3 separate regions of the Homo sapiens genome follow, and all the other regions are linked to region 3. The links are chromatin loops, found by intact Hi-C in ENCODE. Cell type or tissue: ascending aorta. All regions are shown on one strand. Region 1 overlaps OSBPL1A (oxysterol binding protein like 1A). Region 2 holds the start of CABYR (calcium binding tyrosine phosphorylation regulated). Region 3 overlaps OSBPL1A (oxysterol binding protein like 1A).

The links. Peaks named below come from ENCODE experiments on the same cell type or tissue, not always from the same donor. Only the 100,000 strongest peaks of a DNase experiment are listed, where the experiment ranks them.
Region 1: it touches region 3 in a loop (2.7-fold over the local background); 23 of 110 quality-filtered maps call a loop at or near these places.
Region 2: it touches region 3 in a loop (13-fold over the local background); 3 of 110 quality-filtered maps call a loop at or near these places.

The regions. Positions count from the first base shown.
Region 1 is chr18:24,214,761-24,219,760 of GRCh38, forward strand. All of the region lies in intron 17 of OSBPL1A (oxysterol binding protein like 1A), which reads right to left. It also overlaps the pseudogene RNU6-435P. Among named protein-coding and RNA genes, the nearest start is that of CABYR, 78 kb to the left of the region's middle. In ascending aorta, no CTCF peak of the experiment used is centred here; no DNase peak of the experiment used is centred here; H3K27ac peaks cover 2,348 bases.
Region 2 is chr18:24,136,944-24,141,943 of GRCh38, forward strand. CABYR (calcium binding tyrosine phosphorylation regulated) reads left to right here and starts at 2,119. Exons shown (of 6, transcript NM_153769.3): 1 at 2,119-2,175. RefSeq lists an enhancer at 1,704-1,763. In ascending aorta, no CTCF peak of the experiment used is centred here; DNase peaks (open chromatin) are centred at 2,028 and 2,483; H3K4me3 peaks cover 1,793 bases; H3K27ac peaks cover 1,361 bases.
Region 3 is chr18:24,269,988-24,274,987 of GRCh38, forward strand. All of the region lies in intron 15 of OSBPL1A (oxysterol binding protein like 1A), which reads right to left. Among named protein-coding and RNA genes, the nearest start is that of MIR320C2, 49 kb to the right of the region's middle. RefSeq lists a silencer at 4,152-4,365. In ascending aorta, a CTCF peak has its summit at 2,229; DNase peaks (open chromatin) are centred at 1,744, 2,154 and 4,994; H3K4me3 peaks cover 2,423 bases; H3K27ac peaks cover 2,825 bases.

The DNA.
Region 1 (5,000 bases), 55 kb before region 3:
CTGTGCAAAAAATACTTCACAACAAGAGAAGACAAAAAACGAAGCAGAGATGGACTGAATAACAGAAGTGCCCTTCTGCAAATATGACTGTGTTGCTTTTCATGGCTCTGAACTTTCCAGACTAACTTCCCTTCAAACCACACCTACTTTTTCAGAATAAATATAACAATTTGTTTGTGCTTTGCTTTAGCTACTTCCACAGCCTGATTTAACTCTGTTTATAAATGATCTGAGATGCTTTTGATTGCTTACCATCAGAGGGATAGAATTTCTAGGAAGGGAGTTGAGTTTCTGGTTCCTTCCTGCTCTGTGATACATAACACATAATATCTCCAGGGTTCTCTGACACGTATGTTATTTTCCCTTCTGTTTCCTTTTGGATTGCTCTGAGCATAGTAAAATACCTGTCCTGCAAAGGACTGCATCCTTCCCCTTTCCTAAAGCAGGTTTTTTTTCTGCTGAGAAAGATTACACAATGTCCTAAAACACACAATCAGATCTGAAATTTACTATGGTAAAATGGATACTTTATGCTAAATTTCAAATCCTGGCTGAACACTGTGCTGTATCAACATGATACAACAGCAGGTCATAGCCCAGACAATGAGAACATATCACATTTTATGCAATCAATGTGTTTTGAAAAGAGCTGTGTATAAACCAAATTTTTCTGAGGATTCTAAAACACAAGGCAAACCAACCAACCAACCAACCTGTTAAGGATCTATGTGGTTTTTAAAACAATCACTTCCTTAATTTATTTACCTTGCAATTTTTTTATTATTATATATGGTGTTTTCTGAAAAAGGAAAATTCCTCCTAAGCTACCAAGCAAAGCAAATAAGGCCAAAGAACTCCGTGTCCCCTGAGGCGATTTTCTCCTTTAGGCAAAATTTAGATTGGCACAGCTCCAAAGGAAAACAGACACTTCAGTGTATTTGTAGAGACCAAATCCCTTAAGTCACCAGAAGTCAAGATACCCAATCTATGATTTATTAGAAGATGTGGGCAGAAGAAACAGGTTAAGGCAGACCATTAAAAGGCTGTTACTGTGAAAGATATTTCCTAGGCACTCAAAATCTTGTGTTCACGTGTGTTGGGAATGGGAGGGTTGGGGGAAGAGGGTACATCTTTGGATAAATAGATCGAGATGCCAAGCAAGAATATACGTTTTAATAAATATTTAACTGCTTCTTTCTGTTGACATCCTGGGGATTATAAGTGTTTGTAAAGTAAACTTGAAATAGAAATTGGATATTTACCTAAGATATTGAAAAAGTCCAGGGATCAAAAGGAGAAAATAACGAGACCTCTGAATGGGGAAAGTAGTATCAAGGGACCCAGGTACAAATAACAGAGCTTACAGCCTCTCGTCACCTCTTGTTTACATTTGACAATGTAACTTTACAACCAGCTTTGTAGAGACCAGACACGCCTTTGTATTCTCAATAAAATGAAAAACTGGCCAAGCGCAGTGGCTCACACCTGTAATCCCAGCACTTTGGGAGGCCAAGGCGGGTGGATTGCCCGAGCTCAGGAGTTTGAGACCAGCCTGGGCAACACAGTGAAACCCTGTCTGTACTAAAATACAAAAAAATTAGCTGGGCGTGGCAGCGTGTGCCTGCAGTCCCAGCTACCTGGGAGGCTGAGGCAGGAGAATTGCTTGAACCCGGGAGGCAGGGGTTGCAGTGAGCCGAGATAGTGCCACTGCACTCCAGCCTTGGCGACAGAGCGAGACTGTGTCTCCAGAAGAAAAAAGAAAAAGGAAAACCATGTTCATAGATTTTAAATATATGGGCAATTTTTCTTATTTCACATTTACCAATAGAAAACAATGTTATTCTAAGATCAGTACTTTCTTTTCAGCTACCTCTTTCTTAAATTCCAGTTTCAAAGGACAATACAAACTTCCAAAACTCAAACATCTTTTCATATAAATTAAAAAGAAGGACAAAAACAATTTTATTTACCTGTTTTTGTTTAGGGTTCATCGGTTATTTTTTTTTTTAAAGGGGAGGAAAGGTTTCAGCTGTCTCCGAGGAATAAGACTACAAACAACGGTCAATGCAGTAGCAATGAACATCCTTACCACTCAGATTGTTATTTCTAAATATTATTTCCCACTAAAATGAAATATGGCTCCTTAGAGAAATAGCTGACTCTATGTCTGGGGCAGGAAACAAATGATGTAAGCCTGAAACACTTTTTTCTTATCAGAAAGCAAGGCAGCTATCAAAGACAATGGAGTTATTGCCTACAAATATCTATAAAAAAAATTACCAGAGAAACCAATGAGGGTCCTGTCAGAGGGACACAGAAGCTGACCCAGAGGGGCTTACTCTGACCAAAGAGGGGGAAAGATACTGTAATAGATTTAAACAAATCCAACCCATGGGCTCATATATTACCTTTGTAGGATGCTAGGGAACCAATATATAGATCATTTTATAAGGAGGTGTTAGGAAGCTCTTCTTTATTTTTTGAGACAAGTTTTGCTCTTTTTTTTTTTTTTTTTGAGACAGAGTCTTGCTCTGTCACTCAGGCTGGAGTGCAGTGGTGTGATCTCAGCTCATAGCAACCTCCACTTCCCGAGTTTAAGCGATTCTCCTGCCTCAGTCTCCCGTGTAGTTGAGATTACAGGCACCCGCCACCACGCCCAGCTAATTTTTGTATTTTTAGCAGAGACAGAGTTTCACCATGTTGGCCAACTGGTCTTGAACTCCTGGCCTCAAGTGATACACTTGCCTCTGCCTCCCAAAGTGCTGGGATTACAGGTGTGAACCTCTGCACCCTGTCAGAAGCTCTTCTTTATAGATTTTCAGCTAATAAATGTAGAAGGAGTGACAGAATTGAAAGACTACTGTTTTGCAGCACCTAAAGAAATAAAGATGAAGACAATGATCAACCACTAAATCATTAGGTGAAAGACTGTCAGGCAACTTTATCATGGATGTGTCAGATTGTCAATGACTAAACCCAAGAATCAATCTCACCATTACAGAAAGAAGAGAATCAGAGAGCAAATGCTCTCTGATTGATGTCATAGGAAGTACCTATGGTTTGTGTACCTATGAATTTTGTGCTAAAAAACTGAAACATAAATCTGGCCACACCTTTGTAAATAACCATCAGTCCACAGGAAATTCAGGAGTAAAAGAACATGTGGAATGATACCCCAGGAATACAACCAGCAATATCCAGATGGTAGAATACTCTACAGAACAAACGACCAGGTTTCTTGAAAAATAAATGGCAAGAAAAAATGGGGGAGGGAAGAGGAAACCTGGAGTAAAATGACTTAAGAGACATAGAAACCAAAGGCAGTATGTAGAACTTTGGGATCCTATTACTAAATACCATTTTGGATCCAATTACTAAATGACATTTACAAGACAATCAAGAAAATGTGAATACTAACTAAATACTTGATGATAATTAAGAAATTATTATTATACATGATAATAGTACTGTGGTTTAGAAGCAAAAAAGACTCCCACTGTTTTAGAGATACATACTGAGTTATTTAAAAGATGAAATGAGTGCCTGCTTTGGCAACACATATACTAAACATTGAAATGATACGAAGATTAGCATGACCCCTGAACAAGGATGACATGCAAATTCATGAAGTGTCCCATATTTTTTGTAGAAATCAGTTCAAGTAATCTACTGTACAACATGGTTTTTGTTTTGTTTTTTTTGAGATGGAGTCTCGCTCCGTCACCCAGGCTGGAGAGCAGTGGGGTGCTTTCGGCTCACTGCAACCTCTGCCTCCCAGGTTCAAGCGATTCTCCCACCTCAGCCTTCTGAGTAGCTGGGATTACAGGCATGCACTACTGCGCCTGGCTAATTTTTGTATTTTTTGGTAGAGACGGGGGTTTCACTATGTTGGCCAGGCTGGTCTCGAACTCCTGACCTCAGGTGATCCACCCACCTCGGTCTCCCAAAGTGCTGGGATTATAGGCGTGAGCCACTGCGCCTGGCCCAACATGGTGACTATAGTTACTAACAATGTATTATATACTTGAAAATCACTAGAGAGTATAGTTTAAAGTGTTCTCACCATAAAAAATAAGCATGTGAGGTATGCATATATTAGCTCGATTCATCCATTACACAATGTGCGGTATATATATTTCAAAACACCATGTTGTACACTACAAATATACAATTTTTGTTAGTTAAAAAGCTATGTCCCTAAAAAAAATAAAGATAAAATGGTATAGCTTGGATTTGCTTTAAAAATAGGAGGCCGAGCGCAGTGGCTCATGCCTGTAATCCCAGCACTTTGGGAGGTCAAGGTGGGAGGATGTCTTGAGGCTAGGGGTTCAAGACCAGCCTGGGTAACATAGCAAGGCCTCATATCTGGAAAAAAAAAATTAATTAGCTAGGCATGCTAGTGACTCCTGTAGTCACAGCTACTCAAGAGGCTGAGGTGGGAGGATCACCTGAGACCAAGGAGGTTGAGGCTGCAGTAAGCTATAATCACACCACTGCACTCCAGCCTGGGCAATGGGGTGAGACCCTGTCTCACAACAAATAAAAATAAATCAGAACATTGATGTGGTGGTTTATAGATGAAACCAAGTTGGGCACATGGTAAATGTTGAGGGTGAATGATGGGAATCAAGGGTTCATTATATTATTCTACTTGTAGGCATGCTTGAAAATTTCCATAATAAAAAGTTTTAGAAATGGGATTATTCATCTGAAAATATTTTTTATTTCTCTTCGTACATAAGTTTCTTAGCTCTTTGCTATTTGGTTGATTTAAGCATAGCCTTACAGATTATGGCTGCCCTAGAAAACTGCTCTGATTTACCTACAATAATCACTCATCTAGACTAGATGAGAACAAGCGCTTGGAGTCTGGTGAAAGTATGTCTCACCATCATTTGCTTAGAAAATGCTAGAACTGGAAGCAGTTCTAAAGAGTCTCAGCCCGTCTCCAAAAGAGCAACTCCTATCTGCTCTTTAAACTAGGGCAGGATGAGGTCAAT
Region 2 (5,000 bases), 130 kb before region 3:
CAAAAGCACAGAGGTGATAAGCGACATGTGTGTTCAAGACTCTGGAGGGTCAAGTGGGAATCACATGGTGAGACATGAAATACGAGAGGTATGCAGAGGCCACACCCACAACCATGGACTTCCATAGGGTAAGGATTTGGGGTGTGGGAGAGGGGCAGTGGAAGGTACATTTGCGTTTTAAATCATTGGTGACCAAAAAATAACATACTGGTGATTGAAAGGGAGATGAACACAAGCCAAGATTGTGAAACCACATCAAATCATTAAGAGTTCAAGAAATCAAAGCAGCGATGGGCAGTGGTTTGAAAATTCTTGGTTAGATGTTTACATTGTAACAATTTGCATTTCAGAATGACTCAGCCAAACAGTCACTGAAGAAATGGAGAGTAAAATCTTGTTTTTTGAGTTACAGGTATTTCTGCATAATACCTTACACCTAATAGATGTTTGAGATGACCCACCAAGGTTACGTTAAAAAAACCATAAATGTCTCCAATTCCAAAAGACACCATAGATGAGGTACTTAGGATTTTCAGTAGCTCAGTTCATTATGTCTCTGACACCTAAATGTGTTATAAACCAAGCTATCAGAAATCATGACAGCCTCATCTCACTTTTATTTACATTACCAAAGTGGTGCTGGAGGCAAGTGATGAAGGATGAAAAATATCTGCAGACCCACCAACATACTCAGTCTAAAAGCATTTCTCCCTTTTTTTTGTTTTGTTTTGTGAGACGGAGTCTCGCTAATTCTCCCTTTTTAAGTATGTAAACTTCCCGAGAAGAGGGAGCTTTCCTGGCACTCAGTAAAATAATTATTAAGTGGATTAATGAATGGCACCAGATAATGCTGACTGAGGCCTTAACATTGCTTTTATTGCAAAGTGCTCTGGAAGCCCTAATTTTTTCTGAATTAAAAAATAGGGTTTTGTTTTATTTTGGTTTGGTTTTTGTTTTGTTTTGTTTTGTTTTTGGTCAGATATCTGCCCTGGCGATGCTCTTTGGTTTAAAGTAGTTGCTTTTTAAACATTTGAAGATGGATCAAAATTAAGGCTGCTTGTACTCTGATAATCATGATTATGGTGTTATTTAGAGCCCAGCCCAAATACCTGAGCCTAAATGAGTGAAAGAGCAGAGAGTGGGCGTTTTTTTGTTTTTTTTGTTTTGTTTTTTGTTTTTTTGAGACGGAGTCTCGCTCAGTAGCCCAGGCTGGAGTGCAGTGGTGTGATCTGGGCTCACTGCAACCTCCGCCTCCCAGGTTCAAGCAATTCTCTGCCTCAACCTCCAGAGTAGCTGGGATTACAGGCACCCACCACCACGACCGGCTAATATTTTGTATTTTTAGTAGAGACAGGGTTTCACCATCTTGGCCAGGCTGGTCTTGAACTCCTGACCTCGTGATCCACCCGCCTCGGCCTCCGAAAGTGCTGGGATTACAGGCGTGAGCCACCGTGCCCGGCAGAGTGGGCGTTTTTAAATGAAGCAGTATTCCTTTAGTTTGGTAAAATTGAGCTGAAGTTACACACAGTAACACCTTGACTTGTTGCTGACGGTGTGCTTTGTGGGGATAGTTGGTGTCTGATCTCAACTGTGGAGAAACAGGAAGTTTCTGGATTCATGCTGAACTCCCATTCCACAGGCGAGTTTCACAAAAGAAAAAGTGCTCTGTTGCATACAATTATTCACTGTGTGTCTACAACGTGGCAGAAATTATTATTCCTAAAGGTGACCGAAGAGAGCTATAGTTTATGGGGCCAGGAGCAATGTGTGGAATGGCGAGGCAGTGACAAGACAGCACTGCCATAAATCTCTTACTTTCTTTCCAAACGAGCTCTAATTTTAAGCTCAACGACCAAAGACGGAGAGGCAGTCGCTTTGAGCTACTCCTGGCTATTTGTTGGGAAATCACCTAAATCCGTTCAGATTTAGCCAGAAAAGGGGAAATAAGTCTCCCTCGCCGGCCAAATCATGGCCTTTGTCGCTTTCGGCTCCCCATTGGCTGCGGCCGCTGTGGCCCCGCCTCCTTGAGTGGTGCGGAGCTTTGTGATGCGGAGCTTCGTGATGCACGCCCCGATGCCTGCGGGGCTATAAAAACGCTCGCAAGCGCCAAGTCTCCTCAGGAGCCGCCGGCAAGGGGGCAACGAGGAAGCTCTTAAGAGCGCGGCCGGAAAGCAGGTGGGGAGAATCTGGAGAAAAGGCGCACCCTGCGGCCTCGGAGACCATTATGTCTCAGGGAGTCTCTCGCAGTGGGAGAGGTCGTCGGGGCAGGCGGAGGGTCCTCAGAGTCGGGGGTGGGGGGCCTGTGGGGCGGCCCCGGCCCACACCGGGGAGTGCGGCGACCAGACGGCCAGCTGCCGAATCTGAGGCCTCGGTGGGTCCGTCGCCCGCCTCTCTTGGACAAGTCCAGGCGATGTGAGCACGCCCAGCCTCCTACATTTCACTCCCGTCTCTCCCAAACAGACCTAGCGCAAAACGAGCACTGACACAGCGGGGGCCCACATCCCGGAGGTTCTTTAGGGAGAGGTCGGGGAGTGCGGTTACCTATGGCTCCGAAGTCCCCGCTGGCATCCTGAAAGGCATCGTATTTCTCGCTTAAGGCGTTACCCTTGTGGTAGTGGGCGCATGGACGTTTACAGTTGGGCGGGGCAGGATTTAAATTCCGCCAGTGGTGGACCAGTATTGGTGATAGGAGAGATCTGGGAAGAATTATTAAGCTGTCGCTTTTAAATAACCCTAATAGTGTTTGTGACAATTTTACCCGTTGACTTTTCTCAGCTTGCTTAGGACAGTTCTTTGTGGGGAACTGAACTGTAGGACGTTTAGCGTCCCTGGCCCCACACGTTCCCAAAGTCGGGGTGAGAACTAGTGGGACGGGGGATCATGGAGTGCATGGCCGCTGTCCCCACCTTTGGTAGCACCAACTGCTAACTGCCTCCTGAAAGGTTGTTGGCGCCATCATGGTTTCTGGGAGCCACTTTCTTTTTTATTCTTTTTTTTTTTTTTTGAGACGGACTCTAGCTGTGTCACCCAGGCTGGAGTGCAGTGGCGCGATCTCGGCTGTCAGCTCCGCCTCCCGGATTCACGCCATTCTCCTGCCTCAGCCTCCCGAGTAGCTGGGACTACAGGCACCCGCCACCACGCCCGGCTGATTTTTTGTTTTAGTAGAGACGGGGTTTCACCGTGTTAGCCAGGATGGTCTCCATCTCCTGACCTCGCCTCGTGATCCGCCCGACTCGGCCTCCCAAAGTGCTGGGATTACAGGCGTGAGCCACCGCGCCCGGCCTCTGGGAGCCACTTTCAAAACGGTCTATCTACTCACTTTGGGTACTTAAAGAAAATTAGACATATGATATATATGAGTATGTATCAAATATATATATGTATCAAATAGTATGTATGTATCAAACATGTCATGCTGCCTATGCCCCTTAGCATTTAGCATGTGGGACTGCGGAATCCCCACTTCTGATTTTTTAAAAAATTCTTTTTTTGTGAGTACACAGTAGGTGTATATATTTATGGGGCACATGAGATGTTTTGATTCAGACATACAATGTTAATCACATTGGGAATGGGGCATCTATCCCCTCAAACATTTATCCTTTGTGTTACAAACAATCCAGTTATACTCTTTCTGTTATTTTAAAATGTACAATTATTGACTATAGACACCCTGTTGTGCTTTCAAGTAGTAGGTTTTATTCATTTTTTATACCCATTAACCAGCCCCACTTTCCCCCTCCCCCACCCAGGCCCCATTACCTTTCCCAGCTTCTGGTAACCATCCTTCTCTATGTCCGTGGGTTCAATTGTTTCAATTTTTAGCTCTCACAAATAAGAGACCATGCAATGTTTTCCTTTCTGTGCCTCACTTACTTCATTTAACATAATAATCTCCAGTTCCATCCACTTTGTTGCAAATGACAGGATCTCATTCTTTTTTAATGGCTGAATAGTACTCCATTGTATGTATGTACCACATTTTCTTTATCCATTCATCTGTTGATAGACGCTTAGGTTGCTTCCAAATCTTAGCTATTGTCAACAGTGCTGGAACAAACATGGGAGTGCAGATATCTCTTCTGTATACTGATTTCCATTTGGGTATATACCCAGCAGTGGGATTGCTGGATCACTTCTGGTTTTTTAAAGATGGTTTAATTCAGTAAATCTGTTGAATGATATCGTAAAAGGAAGTTTTCATTAAGGGATTCAATTATACTTAATTATATACTGAAAGGATTTGCTTTGGCCAGTACAGATTCATTTTGTCCTGACCTTTGGGAAGATGAGATGTGTTTTTAAGTATTGAACATTTTGCTATGAGATATTCGTTACTTTATAATAGAAGCTGTGCCCTTCTATAATTGTTGTAACTGAACTATGCCACTTAACCCCGTGAAACTCATTATTTACTGTAGGGATGTTGTTGAGGACATGGTTCATTATATCACACTATTTGCTTTATAAGGACTTGGGGGAGAAATTTCTCCTGGGTTTCAGTATCCAGAATAGCTGTGGTTCTCCCATACAACTGATGTGTTTTTCACCTCAAGAAACCTGAATCATTTAACCACCTATCTCCTATTTTGTGATGGCTGCTTGGTAGCTTAGGGGCCGATTTGATGCCCATCTTTATCAAAGTGAAGGAGCTATGGCATGCATTGGAGTGCTAACTTTACCTGTAGCTTCACCTTGTTTTTCCTATCTTAGTTTTCCTAGGGATTTTCTTAAATATTTAATTTTGTTCTTTAGAAGCCTTAGGTGATTTTTTAGGAGTCAGAATACATACACCCTGACACAGTTTCAGGTGGCAGCCTCTGCAACTCTGAGAATTACAGGTTGGTCTGTGCAGTATCTCTGATACCACTTAAAAGGCAGAAAGGCAGAAGGGGAAACATAAGGGAAAATTTGGGAAGAGGGTAAGGGAGATATGAGAAACGAAAGGTACAAATGACAGTGGGTGGTATAATAATACCACAAATAAATTATACTCACAC
Region 3 (5,000 bases):
ATGTCTTAGCTGCTTCCAAAATTAATTTGTAGCTATATCTCTGGACTATATATAAAATAAACTGAAAATTTTAGGAATATATGTTGAATAATGTGGACTGAATAACAATTCTAAATTTCTATTTTTAGAGGAATTAAAATATTTCTTATAATTCTCAGAAAGCTGATAAACAGTCATATATTTGAATGCCAGAAGTAGTAAGTTTAGCCAACCTTTTTATAAAGAATGTAAATGATAAATGTCAAAAATTGTACATGGAGCTTAGATTATGATGTTGCATAATTATTTTCTCAGTTATGCACAATATTTAAACATGCTCAAACTATTTATAAACCACCCTGAGTATCAGTAAGACCTTTGCTTTAATATGGAAAACCTAACAGGCTCTTTTACTTCCCCCCCATTATGCAGGGCTCACAACTGGGGGCAAAGAAATTATACGGGTCACTTTCACTGTCAATACAATCTCCTAAATTTAACCTTTAAAGGGTTTTTAAAGAGGGGAGACTAGAGTCCAGCAACTATATTCAGGCTGATACAAGTTCCTTTAAAACTCCAGTCTGGCAAAAGTAGCACTGGGACAGAGGCTGAAATAGCTCCCTGGTAGTTATGCTCAGATTAAATATCCACTAAACAGAAATTGAGTTACCTTGCCAAAGACATCAGCTTAGGGACTAAAAAATTTGATTTGGAGAGGAGATTAACTTCGGTGTGTCCTCAAAATGGAAAGCAAGTTTGTATTTAGACACCCCCCACCCCACCCCGTTTTCCTGCCTACACACTATTCCACCAACACACATTTCAAGCATTTTTCTCTCTCGAAAAAGATTCCTGCTAAGCAATGCCTTAATTCAGTCTTTGAACCTAATTAAAATTAAGAAACTTTTAATAGCCTTAATAACTCAGAAAAGCTGTACTAAGCTCTTCTCTGGCATCTTCCTCTCCTTACCACCCTCTCTCCAAACCCAGAAAAATCCAGCACAACAGAAAGCACAAAACAACTAGCCACATGCTCTGAATGCTAGGAAACGTGATTCCCCGCTGGTTTAGGCTACAAAGAAAGCCTGTGAGTAATCAAAAATCCTTAATCAAAACATTAAAGTTAAAAGCCACCTCCCCATTCCCCAACACAAATAGAATTTCCCTTTCTCTCCTTAATCCGCTCATGCACTTCTCGTATTCTTGGAATTTCAGCGGCCTCTGAAGAGCGGATGGTAAGTTCATCTCAATGTCAGCCGGAGCACAGCCATGCGAAAAATCACTAACTTGGAAGGTTATTTAGGACAATAATGTCTTTCACTGTCTTACTCCTCCCACTCCAGCCCTTCTTGACCTAATACCAATATTCAACTGAGAAACACATCAGTCCACGGGCTTTTTCCCCAGGGGCTCTTCCTGCAGGAACCCCACGGCAGGGAGACCCGCACTGGGAAGAGAGCAGGGTCTCCCGGCTGGTGCGCCCCTCCCCACGCGCCCGCGGCTGCACCCCACTCTGCACACACACGTCCAACTATTCTTGGATCTACTCACATCCCTGGATCAAGTCTGGCCGCCCTCCCCGCTCCGTCCCCCGGCGTCCTCCGTGGCCCCAGGCTGCCCCGCAAAGCCACCGAGCTGCAAATACACCCACCTACCTGGGCCAGATCCGAGGACCCCGGCTGGCGCGCTCCACCCTGCGCTCCTCGCAAGCTCCAGCGCGAATGCGCTCGGCCTGCTCCTCCTCCTCCCCTCCAGTCGAGCCGAGGCGAGCCGATCCGGGAGGCGCGACCCAGGGCGGCCCGCAAGGTCTCCCTAAGTCACCTTTGCGCAGCCTGCCCCTGGCTCCGGCCGGGCAGCAGCGCCAGCCTTCCCCAGCGAGGTCGGGCAGAGGCGTTGCCCGCCAGCGGCCCAGGACTCCCGCGCCGCGCCCGCCCGGGCCGCAGAGGTCTGCGCTGCCCCTCCGCCGCCGCTGGCTCGGCCGCAGACCCGCCCTCCGGGGCTCGCGGGGAGAGCGCGGGCGGGCGGCGGCAAGGCCTGCGGCGGGCGGCTCCCTGCGCGCGGCGGGCAGCGTCCGGGCCGCTCCTCCCCTTCCCCAGCGCCGCTGGCGGGCGGAGGCGCAGGTAGGGACCGCCGGGGAAGCCTGCACGGCCCTCCGAGGAGAGGTCGGGGACTGCTCCTTGGGCTCTACGTGAGTGCCGCGCCGAGGCGCCTGCGAGGTCCTAGAGCTGCTGTGCGCTCGGCCCTCTCCTGGAGACACCGGCCCTGGCAACTTTTTTTTTTTCTTTTTTCTTTTTTTTTTTTTTTAACCAACCCGCCCCTTGGGAAACTCTGGAAAGCAAAGGAATCTTCTCTCCAGTCCTGCCTGTCACTTACTCCGGCTCACGCTGAAGCGTTCGCGTTTACGGTTCCAAAACCAAGACTGAAAGGCAGTCTTCACATATTTATTGTTTATACCCTAGTTGGGACACTGAGCAACAAGGAAAACAACGGTATTAATCCTACTACCGTGAAACCTACTTAGGTAAAATTATTCCAGCCAGGCTTGAAGGGCAAAGGTTCAGAGGACAGGAAAACCCACCACCCAAATACCACACTTAAGTGGGATGTTCAGGTTAATGAAATTTATGGTTAACTGTAACACTCTGATGGAGGGAAAGAAATCTTTTTGTTTCAACATGTTTCAAACCTTTCACCTTACTAAAGTGTTTAACTCTGTCCTCATACTTTAGTGAGTTCAGAGTAAAAATGAACAAAATTAAATATTTCTTTCACAAGATCCTAGGTACTTTAAGTCCCATTGAAGTTGGTGGTAGCTGTAATTGCACTACAGACCTAGAATGTGTTAAAGACCATTCCAGGCCATGCTGGGAAAATTGGGAATGAATGTCAGTGAGGTTTCATGGCATCTTTGTTTTCATTGTTATTTTATTGTATTAATTAATTAATTTATTTATTTGGAGACAGAGTCTTGCTCTGTCGCCCAGGCTGGAGTGTAGTGGCACAATCTCAGCTCACTGCAACCTCCACCTCCTGGGTTCAAGTGATTCTCGTGCCCCAGCTTCCTGAGTAGCTGGGATTACAGGCCTGCACCACCAAACCCAGCTAATTTTTTGTATTTTTAGTAGAGACGGGGGTTTTGCTATGTTGGTCATGCTGGTCTCCAACTCCTGGCATCAAGTGATCCACCTGCCCTGGCCTCCCAAAGTGCTGGGATTACAGGCGTGAGCCACCACGCCCAGCCTCATGGCATCTTTGAAAAGTCAGTTCATTTCTTTTACTTTTTTCACTCAGAATAATAACTGTTACTGTACTTGGAAAAATCATGTATGGAAAGAGGAGTCCCTGCTACAGAATCTCTCCCTAGGCCCTGAAAATTAGAGAATGAATTCAGTTTATAAAAGTAGTGCTAGGTAGCAAAACAATGAACAACAAATTACCTTCTTGTTTTAAAAGGCAATCTACATGGCTCCTAAATGTGCCAGGTACTGTACTGAAGCACCTCACATAAAATAGCACATATATGCGCTCAATTTCAGATGTGGAAACAGAATTCCTAAACATATATTCATTTGTTCAAGGTCGAGGTAGCAGAGTTTAGATCCAGATTGGTCTGATCCCAAAGCCTGAATTTTTTCCTTTGTACATTCATTATTCATTCATTCAAATATTTATTCACCATCTACCACATGCCAAGTACCATGCTACAAAAATAACTAAGATACAGTTGCTTCCTTAGGAAGCTCCAGTTTGTGAATATATAATGATACAATATGATAAATGCTATGACAGCCAGGAACTCATGGAGCAGCAGGGACACCTCACCTAGTTTTGAAGGGTGGAGCCTGTATGAGGAAATGGTTACAGTCATCCAACAGAGCAGCCTTGAGAATTTATCTCACAGAACAGCAATGGGGAACTGTATGCTGGAGTCAGGGAAGACAGAATAAAGGGAGATAGGCAACCAAGATATTAAAAAACCAAATTGAACCGGGCACGGTGGCTCACACCTATAATCCCAGCACATTGAGAGGCCGAGGCAGGCAGATCACTTGAGGTCAGGAGTTCTAGACCAGCCTGGCCAACATGGTAAAACCCCGTTTCTACTAAAAATACAAAAATTAGCAGGGTATGGTGGTGTGTGCCTGTAATCCCAGCTACTCAGGAGGCTGAGGCAGGAGAATTGCTGGAACCCAGGAGGCAGAGGTTGCAGTGAGCCAAGACTGTGTCGCTGTACTCTAGCCTGGGCAACAGAGCGAGACTCCTTCACAAAAAAAAAAAAAAAAAAATTGACGGGACTTGATTAAAGATAGGGAGGAAGAAGGAGGATGAACCAAAGCCAGTTCCCATGATCCTGGCCTGAATTACTGAATGGGTGGCAAGTCTATGAGTTGAATGGATAACTCAGTTTGAGACACGTTGGTTTTGAAATGCTTCTGATATAAGCATATGTAAATGTTCAAAAGGCAGCTGGATATATTAGATCAGAACTCAGGAGAAGTCTGAGGTGGAGACATCTGAGTCCTCAGGGAATTCTAGTTAAAAGAATGGGTGACATCATCCAGGGAGAATATGAGGAGTGAGAAGGTCACTCGCAGAAACCTAGGTAATACTAATATTTAATACATAGGCAGATGAAAAAATGCTTTAGAAGGTGGCTGAGGCCAGGCGTGGTGGCTGAAGCCTGTAATCACAGCACTCTGGGAGGCCAAGGCGAGTGTATCACTTCAGTTCAGAAGTTTGAGACCAGCCTGGTTAACACAGTGAAACCCCATCTCTACTAAAATACAAAAAAATTAGCTGGGTGTGGTGGCGTGCACTTGTAATCCCAGCTACTCAGGAGGGTGAGGCAGGAGAATCGCTTGAACCCGGGAGGCTGAGGTTGCAGTGAGCCAAGATGGCACCACTGCACTCCAGCCTGGGCAACAGAGTAAGACTCCATCTCAAAATTAAAAAAAAAAAAGAAGGTGACTGAGGGGGAGCTGCTACAAAGGAAGGAGAAGCCAAAAGAGGCGGCACTGTGG